2 separate regions of the Homo sapiens genome follow, and region 1 is linked to region 2. The links are chromatin loops, found by intact Hi-C in ENCODE. Cell type or tissue: heart right ventricle. All regions are shown on one strand.

Region 1 (8,000 bases), 60 kb before region 2:
ATGATGGCAACATGTATGGGTTCTTTGGGAAATCTGCTATTTTATTAAACCCCAAAATATTGAATCTATCTAGCTTAGTTACATAGTTGCTTACCTAGATGAGCTATATTTAATAATATCTAATTGTTGGAGAGATTTCAAACTCCTCCTTCTAACTCTGGTGTAAAACACATTACCAATGACAGACATAGTAGTAGAAATTGCACCTAATTATACATTATACTTTACTTATAGGACATTGGCTTTTAACTTTTATTTGACTAGTCAGACTGCCAAAGATTTAGAGCTCACGTGGCAGAAATGTGTAGCTACTTTTGTCCAAGAAGGAAATTCTATGGATACAGGAATTCAGTCACTATAGTTATCATTTATGTAAGTTTCAGAATGTTAGCAATGGATATAACTGTTGATTATATTCCTTTTTTCCCTGCTGGTAGTTACATATTGGTAATGTAGCCAACCATTACATCATGATTTAAGTTTTTCTTATACTGTTTTCTAAATAAATAAGTTTTCTGACTCTGAGAGATAATAGTCAGATGGCTAATGAGACTCACCTGGAAATAAAGTTTAGGCCAGGAAGGGTCGTGGCTATTTTCTTCTACATCAAACCCCTCAAGTGATGTGATATTTGACTTTATCTTATTCTAGTCTGCAGTATTTCCTGTGTCTTTCCATACTTGAACCTCCTGTATTGCTGACCTTATTTTCTACATACTAGGAAATTTATACCTCAGATTCTGATGATGTTTATGTTTTTGGCATCCTAGTAACCTTTATTGGATGGGCTAATTTTTCTGATTCTAAGTTAACTTGATCAGAATATATTTTGGAGTAACTTTATTGGCAGATAGTAGTCTTTTAATACTTTTTCATAGAATCAAATAATTGCAACATTATTATAAGATCCATTTGCTTATAGAATTTGAAGAGACAAGGAAATTAGACATAATTTATACTCTAAAAGCATTTACAGTGTGCTGGGAACGAGGGACACAAAGGTCTATGAGATGTCATCCCTGTCTTTGTGGGGCTAAGTGGCAAGTACATGGGTTTTAGTGTTAGATTGCTTTGATACAGTCCGAAATTCAGTACAAGCTTCAGTTTTCCGTTTGAAATGTGGTGATAATCATGATTTTCTACAAAGTGCTTAACAGAATGTTATAGTTAGTCTTCAATAAATGCTAGCTGTTGTTATTCAAGGAATCACTACAGATCAGATGCTCAAGCTGGATTGGAATAAGGCTAGAGTGATATATCACTATAGAAAGATTGTCTGGTTGGGACCTTTGCTAGTTTAGATACATTTCTTTCCTTGACCTTATTTGACTCTTAAAGGTTAAACTTCAAGACTGTAGAATACTTCTTTAATTATAATGTTAGTATATAAATATAATTTGAATCTTAGAAGAGTAAGATTATACTGTTTACCTTTTTTTGTGATGTTGCTTACATGCCTGCAAATTCCTTATAAGTGGAGGAAGTAATTACCTTTTTAGCACTTCTGTCAATAAACTTCTTTCCAATGGACTATTTAAATAATAAACATCATAAGTAAAAATGTCAAGTAATTGAGGAAGGTAGAATTAAGTAATGTTCAAAAGCTTAATCACTTATCATGTCATTTTTTGTAGAATGAATAAGTTTTAAAAGTCTCTTCCAATATTAAGATTATTAAGGAATTATGTTTCTGTATATATCATGCAAGCATATTTATTCTTATATTTTATGTTTTATCTTTTCAATTTAACTGAATACACACTATTATCTTACCATTCTTTTAAAAATGGCAAACACACTTGTATATATAGAATTTAGATCAATTTTTCCTCAGGACAAGGGCTTATGCAAAGTTGAGTGAGTCAGCATTTGTTGAATCTAAGGCTATGAGTAAAATGTGAACTAAGAATACACTTTTGTAATTCAGGTCTAGTTTTATAAAACATGACTCTGAAAAGTTAAAAGCAGACACTGCTTTGGAGTTTTGCCTCTCACTTTCATTGGCTGATCATATCTTGAATTATTTCATTCCACTGATAACTTTTTCTATTTATACTAATTTATTACTATATATCTCATATAGTAATAAAGTATGAGCTATCATATTTTTTTAAAAAGGAATAGTTATAAACATTATGTATTGTCTCATCTTCTAACCATGATGAATAGTAACAAAGCCCTTTTTTATTTCTCATAATTTATAAGTAGATAACACTACTTAAGATTTTCGTTATAGAACTGTCTGAAAAATTATGCTCTTTTTTTGCAGCCTCATGAAGTGTTGCCAACGTGTATGTTTTTTTCTGAATCCAGAGTTGAATTTTTGTACTCTGTTTTTTATATGCTTGATTTCACTGAGATGCTGGTTTGTGTCTCTCCTGCGTGTTTTTTTCTTTATGTTTTGTCCAATTTATGGGGTGAAGACTTGCATGATGGCTCTTTGTTTCTGTTATAGATGGCTTGGAATCTTATGTTTGCTGTTACTCTGCCAAGGTAGAATGGAGGAGTGAACTGAGACATAAACTCCTATCCACATTTTGCCATCATCTAACTTTGTGGTCTTTTTGGGCCTCAGTTTAATCTTCGGTAAAATAAAGTTGTTAAGCTAAATGAAGTTGATAAGATATCTTCTGACTCTTAAAAAACAATCCCAGGATTTTTTGTGTATGGTAAACACATAACATGAAATCTACCTTAAAAAATTCTAATTGTACTGTACAGTATTGTTAAGTATATGAATATTTTTGTACGGTGGATCTCTAGAACTTTTTTTATTTTGCATGACTGAAACTCTATACTCATTGAACAGTAGCTCCCCACTTCTCCCTCCCCAACTGTCTGGCAACCACCATTCTACTTTCTGCTCTAAGAGTTTGACCACTTTAGATACTTCATATAAGTGGAATAATGCAGTATTCGTCCTTCCGTGGCTTATTTCACTTAGCATTGTGTCCTCAAGGTTCATCTAAGTTGTAGTATATGATAGAATTTTTCTTTTTAAAGACTAAATAATATTCCATTGTATGCATATACCACACTGTGTTTATCCATTCATCCCGGGATGGACATTTAGGTTGTTTCCATCTCTTGAGTATTATGAATAAAGCAGAAATGAATGTGGGAATGTGAATATTTCCTCAAAATCCTGATTTCAGTTCTTTTGCATAAACAACCTCAAGATCGATCATAGAGTAGATTAAAAAAAATTTTTTTTGAGGAACCTTCATGCTGTTACCCATAGTGGCCACACCTTTTTTACATTCCCACCAACAGTGCACAGATGTTCTAATTTCTTCACATCCTTGTCAATACTTCTGATTTTTTAAATAATGTTAATCCCACCAGGTATGAGGTGACATCTCATTATGGTTCTAATTTGTGGTTGGAAAGGGTACTTAGTGTGATTTCAGTCTTAAATTTGTTAAGACTTGTTTTGTGATCTCACACGTGGTCCATCCTAGAGAATGTTCGGTGTGCACCTGAGAGAGAACATGCTGTTGCTGTTGGGTAGAACGTTCTATGTGAGTTTGTTAGGACCATTTGGTCTACAGTGTTGTTGAAGTGCTCTGTTTTCTTATTGATCTTCTGTCTGGATGTTCTATCCATTATTTAAAATAGGATATTGAAATCATCTACTATTACTGTATTGCTTTCCATTTTCCCCTTTGGTTCTGTCAATGTTTGCTTTATATATCTGGGTGCTATGATGTTGGTTGCATATATATAATTATCGTATTGTCCTGGTGAATTGACCCATTTATCATTATATAATGTCCTTCTTTCTCTCTTGTGACGATTTTTTATATGGACAACCTTGCTGTCTTTTGGTTACCATTTGTATTAAATATCTTCTCACTTTCAGCCTGTGTGTGTCCTTAAATCTAAAGTGAGTCTTTTGTAGACGTTATTATAGTGGGATCTTGTTTGGGTTTTCGGAATCCACTGTATGTCTTTGATTGAGCAGTTTAATCCATTTACATTGAAAGTACTTAGTGGTAGGAAAGGACTTACTATTGCCATTTTGTTAATTGCTTTTGTCTGTCTTATAGCATTTTTTTGGTCCCTTGTTTCTTCTCTTGCTGTCTTCTTTTATGTTTCATTGATTTGATAGTGACACTTTGATTCATCACTCATTTTCTTTTCTTTTTTCTTTTTTTCTTTTTTTTTTCTGAGATGAAGTCTCACTCTGTCGCCCAGGCTGGAGTATAGTGGCACGATCTTGGCTCACTGGAACTTCCGCCTCCCAGGTTCAAGTGATTCTCCTGCCTCAGCCTCCCAAGTAGCTGGGATTACATATATGTGCCACCAATGCCCAGCTAATTTCTGTGTTTTTAGTAGAGATGGGATTTCACTATGTTGACCAGGCTGGTCTTGAACTCCTGCCCTCAAGTGATCCATCCACCTTCAGCCTCCCAGAGTACTGAGATTACAGGCATGAGCTACCGTACCCAGCCACTCATTTTCTTTTGTGCATGTTCTATGTGTATTTTTTTTATGGTTGCCATGGGACTTACATCAATATCTAACAATATTTTAAGCTGATAACAAGTTACATAAACTTCAATCACATACATAAACTACTCTTTTACTTCTCCCTCCTTTTTATGTTACCAATGTCACAAATTACATCTTTTTAATAAAGTTCATCCATTTACATGGTTTTTTTAGTTATTTATACTTTTGCCTTCTAAACCCTATACCAGAATTAAAAGTGATTCACGCACCACTGTTACAATATTATAGGATTCTTTGTTTAGGTATTACCAGTAAACTTTATATTTCCATATGCTCTCATGTTTCTGTCTGGAGTCCTTCTGTTTCACCTTGCAGGACTACTTTTAGTATTTTTTGTAAGGCATGTTTAGTGGTGATGAACTCTCTCAGCTTTTGTTTATCTGGAAATATCATTACTTCTCTTTGTTTTTTTTTTTTTGTTTTTTTTTTTTTTTTTGAGACAGTCTCGCTTTGTCTCCCAGGCTGGAGTGCAGTGGCACAACCTCAGCTTGCTGCACCCTCTGCCTCCTGGTTCAAGCAATTCTCATGCCTCAGCCTCCTAAGTAGCTGAGATTACAGGCATGCACCACCATACCCAGCTAATTTTTGTAGTTTTTTTTTTTTTTTAGTATAGGTGGGGTTTCACCATGTTGGCCCAACTGGTCTCGAACTCCTGATCTCAGGTGATCCTAACACCTCGGCCTCCCAAAGTGTTGGGATTACAGGCACGAGCCACTGCACCCGGCCTCTCCTTCGTTTTTGAAGGATAGTTTTACCAGATATAGTATCCAGTATCTTGGTTGGCAGTACCTACCCACCCACCCCTGCCCACTCCTTTCAGCACTTTAAATATATTATTTCACTCCCTTCTTGCTGGCAAGATTTCTGCTGAGAAATCTAGTCATAGTCTTATAGGGGCTCCCTTAACAGTCCCATGATTATAAATTAATTTGTTTATCAAGGAACTTAAACGCTGGAGGAGGGAAGAGAAAGCATTGAGTTATATGAAGCCAGATCTTGAGACAGTCAATTATAGGACACTTACCAGCTTCTTTTATATTAAAGGCGAAATCTGAGCATTCATTGTATTTTCAGCCTCTGAAGGGTATAAGATTCAAGATTAGGAGGATCAAGAGCTGGTAATTACATCTCAAGTAAATACATATTCACAAGGAAATAATAATAATAAAAAATTAGTCCATCTTTTATGTAAAATTATTTTCCACAGATGTCTATCTATATCTGTGTTTTCCTAGTGAAACAGTCCCTGTTTTATTTTTTCCATTTAATTGGGGACTGAATTTGGGCTATTATGCCTTGAGAACTGTATTAAGTCTAAGATTATTTACTGTAAACATTTCCTTCTTTTTTCATTTCTGAACTGGCCAGAGGAAAAGACACACCCTTACGTGCTTTTTTTAGGGCCAAGTCTCATAAAGGAACTGTGTACTCTTAGACATAAATACAGTACTTTATTTCTCCCCTGACAGTATAATTATAGCATTTGTTTAAAAGTCACACAACTAAATACACTAGTTTATAAAATGTCAGTAAATATACTCATTGCCCTTCTAAAAACTAAGAATCTGTCATTGTGTCTTGGTAGAAATCTTTCTAGAAGGGGATAATGCGTTGAGATCACTGTAAGCCAATTTAAGATAACCTTCTGTTTTTAATTAAAATGGGAACTGAAAAGTCAGTTCAAAAATTTGTCTCCTTTCATTTGCCGAAAGTGAGAGTGATAGAATTCCTGTTCCAATCAAGTCTCTGCACTTGTTAAAAACATCATACATTTTGGCTGTCTGTTGTGAGATCATAGCTATTACATGCACAGCTCCACATGCTGCTGTGGTATATCGTGGTCAGGGTCATTAATGAATTAATGTTTAATTGTCAATGTCTTGGTGGTAAAGTTAAGAGGATATTTTTTCCTTTTTGAAATTGAATTAAAATAGATGTCTTCGAAGGTTAGAAGGAACAGGCTTTCTAAGAATAGAACAGATAGAGAAAATGAACAAATACAGTGGGCCCTTGATATTAGCTGGTTTTTCATCTGTGGATTCACCAGCTGCAGACAGAGCATATTTGGGGAAGAAAATAAAAATAAGAATTTAGCAATAAAGATAATATGAATAAACAATATAGTACAACAACTATTTACATAGCATTTACATTGTTTTAGGCATTATAAGTAGTGTAGAAATGATTTAAAGTGTATGAAAGGATGTGCATAGGTTGTATACAAATACCTATGCCATTTTATATAAGATGCTTGAGCATTTCTGGATTTTGCTATCCATGGAATGAGGTGTGCGTATCTGTGTGTCTGACCATCCTGGAACCAGTCCCTGTAGATACTGAGGAATGACTGCTGGACAATAAACTTTTGAAATATAGCATATGGCAAATAAAATTTTTTGGCATTACAGTTTGTGCTATCAAGTAAGTGCTTTGCTTATAGTAGATATTTACCAAATAATTTTGAATTGAATTTAAAAAACCATTAAAATATAATTTACATCTCATGTAATTCATCCATTTGAAGTGTACAATTCAATGGCTTTTATTATATTTACAGAGTTTTGTAAACATTACTACAACGAATTTGAGAACATTTCATTACCCCCGAAGGAAACCCCATGCCCATAAGACGTCACTGCCTGTTTCACCCTTCCTGACCACCCCCTGCTTCTTACTTGCCCTATCCTAGACAACCACTAATCTACCTTCTATCTCTACATACAGCCTTTTGTGGCTGTTTTTTTTCTCTTACCATAATGTTTTCAAGGTTCATCCATGTTGTAGCATGTATCAGTACTTCCTTTATTTTTATGGCTGAATAATATCCTGTTGTGTGGTTATATTGTATTTTGTTTATTTATTCGTCAGTTGATGGGCATTGGGTTGTTCTGGGCATTCTGCTCATATAAATGAGATCATATAACATGAGGCCTTTTGTGGCTTTTTTTTCTCTTAGCATAATGTTTTCAAGGTTCATCCATGTTGTAGCATGTATCAGTACTTTATTTATTTTTATGGCTGAATAATATCCCATTTTATGGTTATACTGTATTTTGTTTATTCATCAGTTGATGGACATTGGGTTGTTTCCACTTTTTGGCCATTGTAAATAATGCTTTTCTGAAAATTCATTTACAAGATTTTGTGTGGACATATGTGTTCTTTTTTCTTAAGTAGATAACTAGGAATAGAATTGCTACATCACATGGTAATTCTATGTTTACCTATTTAAGAAATTGATAGAATGTTTTCCAAAGGGACTGAACTACTTTACATTACCACGAGCAGTGTACAAGGGTTCCAATTTCTTCACATATTCGGCAACACTTGTTATTGTCCATCTTTTGATGATAGCTTTTGCATCATGTGTAAGGTGGTATCTCATGGTTTTGATTTGCATTCCATCATGTCTCATGAAATTGAGCATATTTTCCTGTATTGGCCATTTGTTTATCATCTTTGGAGAAAGGTGTATTCAGATCCTT
Region 2 (8,000 bases):
AGAAAGTTGATTGAAAGGTTATCCGGCTCAGAACCCACAGTGAGGCATTTTGTGGGATACACTTTCCAGTACAGATGGTCCCCAACTACGATGGTTGGACTTAACGATTTTTCAACTTTATGATGGTGCAAAAGTGATACATATTAGGTAGAAATGGTACTTCGAATTTTGAATTTTGATCTTTTCTCAGGCTAGGCTAAGATATGTGGTAAACCACTCTCTTGTGATGCTAGGCAACAGCATCAGATCGCAGCTCCCAATCACACTGAATCACAAGGGTAAACAACTGATATTCTATAGTGTTCTGTGTTACCAGATGTTTCTGCCCATCTGTAGGCTAATGTAAGTGTTCTGAGCACACTTAAGGTATGTTAGGCTAAGCTATGATGTTTGATAGGTTAAGTGTGTTAAATGTATTTTTGTCTTCTGACATTTTCAACCTACGATGGGTTTATTGGGACATAACCCCCATCATGAATCAAGGAGTATCTATATTCAATTTGAAGCAAGTTTTAAAAGTAAATTATCAGCTGAGTGTGGTGGCTTACACCTGTAATCCCAGCACTTTGGGAGGCCAAGGCAGGCAGATCACTAGAGGTCAGGAGTTTGAGACCAGCCTGGCCAGCAAGGTGAAACCCCCTCTCAACTAAAAATACAAGAACTAGCCGGGAGTGGTGGTGCGGGGCCTGTAATCCCAGCTACTCGGGAGGCTGAGGTAGGAGAATTGCTTGAACCCTGGAGGTGGAGGTTGCAGTGAGCTGAGAGCATGCCACTACACTCCAGCCCAGGCAACAGAGCAAGACTCTGTCTCAAAAAAAAAACAAAGTAAATTATCATTTTTGACTTTCCATTTAAGTTTTTTAACAAAGCTTAGTTATAATAGGCAGGTCGTTTTTGTTGGTGGGGTGTGTGTGTGTTTTAGTAGGTTGGCACAAAAGTAATTGCAGTTTTTTTCTTTTGCGCCAACCTAATAGATACATATGCAGTTTTATTTTTCTGAGTGTTTTAGCAGCTAATATAATATTATTGCCAAAATTTTATAACCTTAACAGGAATTCTTTCAACTGAGTTCTCTTGATTCTCTATAGTTTTACTCGCATTGACCTTATTAAATTGTTGCACACAACCAGGGGGAAAGACTGGTAGTAGCCTAGGGAAGGTAGAACAAATAATTCTTTTAAGAAGTGACCAGAGGAGTAAAGAACTTACTCATGTAACCAAACACCACCTGTTCCCAAATAACCTATGGAAATAAAAAATTTAAAAAAAAAAACCAAACACCGCATGTTCTCACTCATAGGTGGGAATTGAACAATGAGAACACGTGGACACAGGAAGGAGAACATCACACTCTGGGGACTGTTGTGGGGTGGGGGGTGGGGGGAGGGGTAGCATTAGGAGATATACCTAATGCTAAATGACGAGTTAATGGGTGCAGCACACCAGCATGGCACATGTATACATATGTAACTAACCTGCACATTGTGCACATGTACCCTAAAACTTAAAGTATAATAATAATAATAAAATAAAAAAAATTAAAAAAAAAAGAAGTGATCAGAGGAGAAAGGAAATTTAATGGAACCAAAATGTAATAAATAATAAGTGCTAATTTGTCCAGGAGAATCAGCTCACCTATTAGAAAACAAAATTGAAGGAGTGATCATACCATTATAAATACATATAGTATATAATCTATTCTTAAATTATAATACATTTGTAATTTCTTTGCTAAAATTTATGCACATTTGAGATGCAGACATATGCTATTCACTGCATAGAAGATAAATTAATATAGCACACAGTTACGTGAATATGAAATTAGACAATTTAAGATTGATGGGTTGGTCAGTTTGCTTTATCCGCAATCTTTCTTTAGTGGCTCTTAAAAATATTGATGACCCAGGTGCAGTGACTTGTATTAAGTAATTAGGTTGACTGCACAGAAGGACAGGATAGGAGGATAGGATAAAAGTTGTACAGAAATGATCATATCCCTTTTATACTAAATAATTCTGGAAGCATTTGGTCATTTGACATAGTTTGCACAGCACTTTAAGGTTCCTCTGGTGGTGGCAGTGACTTTTCCCCGACTCCCCACCCCCCCTTACTCTTTTCATTCTACTCCCCTCCTCTTCCCCTCCCCCTCCTCCTCTTCTGCATGCCTACATACCTTCCTCCCTCCCTCTCTCCCTCCATAGCTCCTTCCTTCCTTCCTTTCTTTTCTCTTTTCTTTTCTTTCTTGCTTGCTTGCTTGCTTTATTGACATATGATTCATATACTGTACAACTTACCCTTTAAAGTATGCAATTTAGTGGTTTTAGTATATTGAAACAATTGTGCAACTAATCACAGAGCAACCACAATCTAATTTTAGAACATTTTCCCCCCTGAAAGAAACTCTCTCAGCAGTCAGTCTCCATTACTCCATTCCCTCTCCAAGACCTAAGCAACCACTAATCTGCTTTCTGCCTCTGTAAGTTTGCTTATTCTGGACCTTTCCTATAAATGGAAGCATACAGGATGTGGTCTTTTGTGATGGGCTTTCTTCACTTATCTTAGTGTTTTCAAGATTCTTTCATGTGTAGCATGTATTTGTACTTTATTCCTTTTTATGGCTGGATAATATTTCATGGTATGGATTTATACTATATTTTGTTTATATATTCCATCAATTGATGAACGTTTGGGCTGCATGAATGTTTTGAGGCTATTATAAATAATAATTCTATGAACATTTGTATGCAAGCTTTTGCATGATCATATATTTTCATTTCTCTTGGTTATATACCTAGGAGTGAAACTCCTAGGCCATGTAGTAACTCTATTTTTTTGTTTTGCCACGTTACTATGATGTGTAAAATGTCAGGAAGCAAGGCAGAAGAACTCAGAACCAACTTCTTTCTCAGGACTTTTTAGGCCACTAGGATTGTTTAGAATCTTTAAGACAACTCTCAAGGAGAGTAAACCTGGAAGACTGTGAGTATGCACACAGACTAGACACTTGAAAAACCCTCCTGGTCAGAATCAAAAGGTTTGCGAACATGCCAGAGTTTCTCTGATATGCAGTGATTTCGACAGACGCTTTCATACCCTATCTAGAGTATACCTGATAGTTATCTCTGTAAGTATGGCTGATTCCGCCCTCTGAGAATTAGGTACTTAATACTGAATCTGAATTAAATCTTGTCTTGGACAGTGCTCGGGTAGTCAGGTTGCTTTCACTTCTCCTTCACTAGTGAAGAGAACACTAGTTATGGTTGAAAGGCTTCATTGGAGTTGACATTATTATTCTTAAGAGAAGCATTTCTTTTCTGTTTCTTCTACCCCCCTGCAAGAATCCTGAGTCAGTGCACTTCCTAAATGGAACAGTGCTTTGGGGACCTATGAAGAAGGCAGTCTGCAGGAATTGTTAATTATTTCTAAAAATAACTCTGGGATACAGGCTAATGGTGATGACTGGATTCTGGCACTTTATGGTTATAGAAACCACTTTTATATATTTTGATTTCCTCCCCTAATGCTTAATTATCTCCATGTGGACATTATGATAGAGTGTCATTGAAGGTATTAAAAATGTAATTAATTGCTTAACAGTTATATCTTGTGAAAACAATGTGGAAATCTTTTTACATTTTTAATTTTTGGTTCAAACAAACCTAACTAATCAAAGAGCAGCCACAAAAATCCTCAAAATGCAAATTAGACACAATAATGTACAGCTACCAATTACAGATTTTAGTGTTTTTGTATTCCACAGCAACAAACTGCCAAGTCTTAAAAAAAAAGAAGTCAACTAAAGCATTCTGTTGTTCCCTGAGCTCTACTGTATATTCTACTGGAAGATTTTAAGCTCTGTCATGGACATATGACTAGAATCACAAATTTTTTAAAAAGTGTTCAGACAAGGCAAATATCTAACTATGAGCTATAGAAGTTAAATATATTGAGTATGTCAGTGTTTGCATTTTATTTTTGGATGGTATAGAATTTTATTAGTTTTCTATAATAATCATTGCTTATACTGGCTTACAGTGATTTACTGTATTAACATAAGCTTTTTATACAGATCTGAGATTGTATCTAATAAGATGACTAGAGTCATGACCATTTAGTTAATCTAAAAAATGAATAGATTTTTAAAAAATTAATTTCAGTGGTCTTTTATGTTATAGAGTGATGGAGTCTAACAAAATTTTAAAATCTTGTCACAAAAAAGGATACAGAAAAGATTTTGCATAATGTTTTATTATTATCCTCTCTATGATCTTTTCGCTTATCATTTCAGATAAGACCAGAAATTCCCATTCCTGAAGAGTTAGATGACGATGAAGATGTTGAGGATGTGGATCTTTCAGTTCCTGGCTCTTGCTATCTCAAACTGTTGTCACTCACTCCCCCTTTGGTTTTACCAGGTGACTCCTATTTGGTAGTAGAGAAGCTAGCATTTTTTAGTGGTTCGATTTGTCTGATTGTATTCTTTTGTGATAGGTACATAGTATAGTTTAACCTTATGTGCTTATTTTTTAACCAGAATGTTAAATGCACCCATCTGTTCTATTGAAACAGCTTGAGGTAGTATGGTGTTTAAATCATACGAAAAAACGTTACATCTGAGTAGGATTGAACAAGAAAACTAGTGTAAACAATTGTGTTCACTGATAATTAAAATTCATTTAAAAGGCTAAATGTATTCCACAAGATGAATTTGCACTGGTACTCTAGGTCATTGATTTAAACAATACTTCTTTCTTACATAAGCCAAGTGAAAAGATCATTAGACTATTCAGAGATTTACTGAGTAGTTTCATTATTATACATTTATTCTTTCTATAGAGTTATGCCAAAGATGTTACTGATATTTATTTCAGAGCTATAAATTAATGCTTTTAAAAGATGGATCAAATTGTATGGTCATTCAGCTTTGATGTAAAGCTTATAGGGCCTTTATCTTTTAAAAAGTAGGCTGGGTATGATGGCTCACGCCTGTAATCCCAACACTTTGGGAGGCTGAGAGAGGCAGATTGCTTGAGGTCAGGAGTTAAATACAAAATTAGCCTGGTGTGGTGGTGCATGCTGTAGTTCCAGCTATTTGGGTGGCTGAGGCACAAGAATCACTTGAAGCTGGGAGGTGGAGGTTGCAGGGAGCTGGGATCATGCCACTGCATTCCAGCCTAGGTGACAGCCTAGGTGACAGCCTAGGTGTCTCAAAAAAAAAAAAAAGTATTCTAATGCTTATATGTGGTAATTATTCTATATGTATATTGTGTTTAGAAGTACTCACTTGCCCCTATTACTATATGCCCTACCCAAGAAATGGTAGACGATACCATTTGAAAAATATGTTTGATTGTGGACTGTGATTAGGAACTTACATTATTTTATTTTGAATGTTATTTTCTGATCATTAAAAAGTTATTTACAAATTCCTCAAGTGATTTATTGTGATTAAGTAGCTTTTCTATATTAGACAACATCTTGCTTAGTTTTGTTACAATTCTACTTTGAATGTTCGTGGATATAAAAATTTAATTTCTGGAAATGAAGTTCAATCAAAACAAGAAAGGTCATGTTATTTTCTCAGTCATAACCATACTAGCCTGTAATGTTGGAAGTTTTTTCCTCTGGTTTCATCCCACATGGAAATTCCTGTGAAATTCAGCCAAATATATACTATTTATTTCTAGACAAAGCTCCTTTTACAGTTCCCTGCCTCCTTTTATTAGAGAAAACTGAATGGCCAAGTTAGACAAAGAGATCACCTTTTCTCTTCTCCTGATATCTAGAAAGAAGCCTCAAAGACTTGTTCACTCTTCCTCTCTTCTGTTCTTCCCCACTTCCTACCTCTTAGCTTTTCAGAGTCTAAGGCCTCCCTGAAGTTAACATGAGTCCAAGGAAGGAAAAAGCCTTCAGTTATCCAAAGTTCTTTCTTTAACCTGAAATAACCTAGAGTCAGAAGTCCTTTGGGGCTTTTTAAATGATTTTTTTTTCACTTGTACATGTATCCCCCATCACAGTCTCTGGTGTTAGAAAGAGAAGTGGGGGAATATTTGTTGCCAAGGGGTGCTGTTGTTTGTCTTCTCAGTACAGAATGTGCAGTGCTATGATGGCTATTACCTGGATCTTCTACATTGTTTGTCCTTGGTGGTTCTCAGTGCCTTCGACTGAGAAAGAAGGGGAAGAGTTGAGATCGACAACTGTATTTGTTTGAGAAAATTTAGTAATTTGAGTGAGGTGGGTGATCTAGATGCTATGTTGGCAAACTGTCACCATGGACATTTTTTCGTTGATTATTAGAGAAGTATAAAAAGTGTCCCTTTGATTATTACAGAACTAGAAAAAGAACCAGGAAAAAGTCACCAGCCTTAGGAATATATACCCTAAAATGCACAGGATGAATGATATATATTAGTCACCAAATGCTACAGACAGAAAAGTGGGTTGTGCTGAATTTAAGTGAATCCTGCCCCTTTCTCCTTTTAATTCCTTTCAAATGAACACAAAAGCAGCTGTAAAGTGAATCCAGGAATTTGCATTATTTAAATAGAGATGTTACTGCTATTGATTATTAAAAAATAGTTTTGAAATAATTTTACACTTCCAAGAAGTTGCAAAAACAGTTTAGAGAGTTCTGTGTACCTTTTTTGACCTGGTGCTCTAGTTGATAACATCTCACATAACCATAGTATGATATTAAAACCAGAAAATTGACATTGGCACAATATTACTAACTTAAACTATAGACCGATGTGAATTTTATAGGGTTTTCTCCCCCAGTATATAAACTTAAGGGATTAGCTATTTCTTTCCCCGTCAAGTGTCCTTGAGGGGTTTGGGCCATCACCCTGAAAGACCAAATCCCGAATAGCATAATTGTAATTGCCGAAATCCTGAAAGATTAAAATATCTAAAGTCTAAAATCCTCAAAATCACAATTCTGAAATCTCAAAAATGTAATTCTAGAAAAATAATAAAATGTTCTTTAAAAGATGTTTATTTACATTTTAAAAGGCAATTTACTTGAGAAACATAAAAACACAGCAGAGCACTTCATAGATCACTTTACACAATAAAATAGGCAAAGTAATGTACATATTTTTGCAATCATAAACAGGTATACTAACAACAGCCACAATCTAACAATTATGAGCAGATGAACTGTATTCATAAACAAATAGCCCTCAAAACAATATGTATAAATGCTTATCACTATGACTGGTGGTTGTGGGCTCCCAGGTTTGTAACTGCAGTCACCGGAAATACTCTGATGCACAACTGAAGTCTTTTGACAAAATCATTCGAAAACCTCAAGCTCGAGACCAGCCTGGCCAACATGGTGAAACCCTGCCTCTACCAAAAATACAAAAATTAGCCGGGCATGGTGGCAGACACCTGTAATTCCAGCTACTTGGGAGGCTGAGACGAGAGAGTCGCTTGAACCTGGGGCAGAGGTTGCAGTAAGCCAACATTGCACCACTGCACTCCAGTCTGGGCAACAGAGAGACTCCATCTCAAAAAAACAAACAAACAAACAAAAACCCCAACGGGTTACCACTCTTTATGCAGTCACTCAAAGAATTGAGATCTCGAGATATTTTATGTTTCACAAATGCAGATATACAAAAATGACATCTCTACTTATTGTGGAAGTTTCAACATTTTTACATACATACACAATACTTACACACAAAGTCAGTGTTGTGATAATGCACTTTTGTGGAGTCATATTTGTAAAAAAAAAAATGCATAAAACCAATTAGAACTCTTTAGAAGTCTTTATACAATTTGTACTTCCAGTATCGGAAAAGATGCAAAAATGAAATACATAGCATAGCAAGTTGGCACTATGTGTGAAGGGGCGGAAGTTGTACATGATTAAATAATTTGGCAGGGGAGATTTCTTGTGTTTTTTGCCTGCGTTTTCATTTCTGTGATCTTCAAAATGTGAACTGTACTTGTATTTGGAGAGTGGTTGTGGTCTAGAAATTTGGTGAGTATAT

Evidence for each region. Peaks named below come from ENCODE experiments on the same cell type or tissue, not always from the same donor. Only the 100,000 strongest peaks of a DNase experiment are listed, where the experiment ranks them.
Region 1: a loop joins it to region 2, with 4 times the contacts of the local background. A loop is called at or near these places in 2 of 110 quality-filtered maps.

Annotation. Positions count from the first base shown.
Region 1 is chr9:20,810,204-20,818,203 of GRCh38, forward strand. The region is part of intron 11 of FOCAD (focadhesin); the gene reads left to right. Among named protein-coding and RNA genes, the nearest start is that of SNORA30B, 27 kb to the left of the region's middle. In heart right ventricle, no CTCF peak of the experiment used is centred here; no DNase peak of the experiment used is centred here; H3K27ac peaks cover 771 bases.
Region 2 is chr9:20,870,393-20,878,392 of GRCh38, forward strand. FOCAD (focadhesin) reads left to right here. Exons shown (of 44, transcript NM_001375567.1): 19 at 4,289-4,415. Among named protein-coding and RNA genes, the nearest start is that of SNORA30B, 87 kb to the left of the region's middle. In heart right ventricle, no CTCF peak of the experiment used is centred here; no DNase peak of the experiment used is centred here.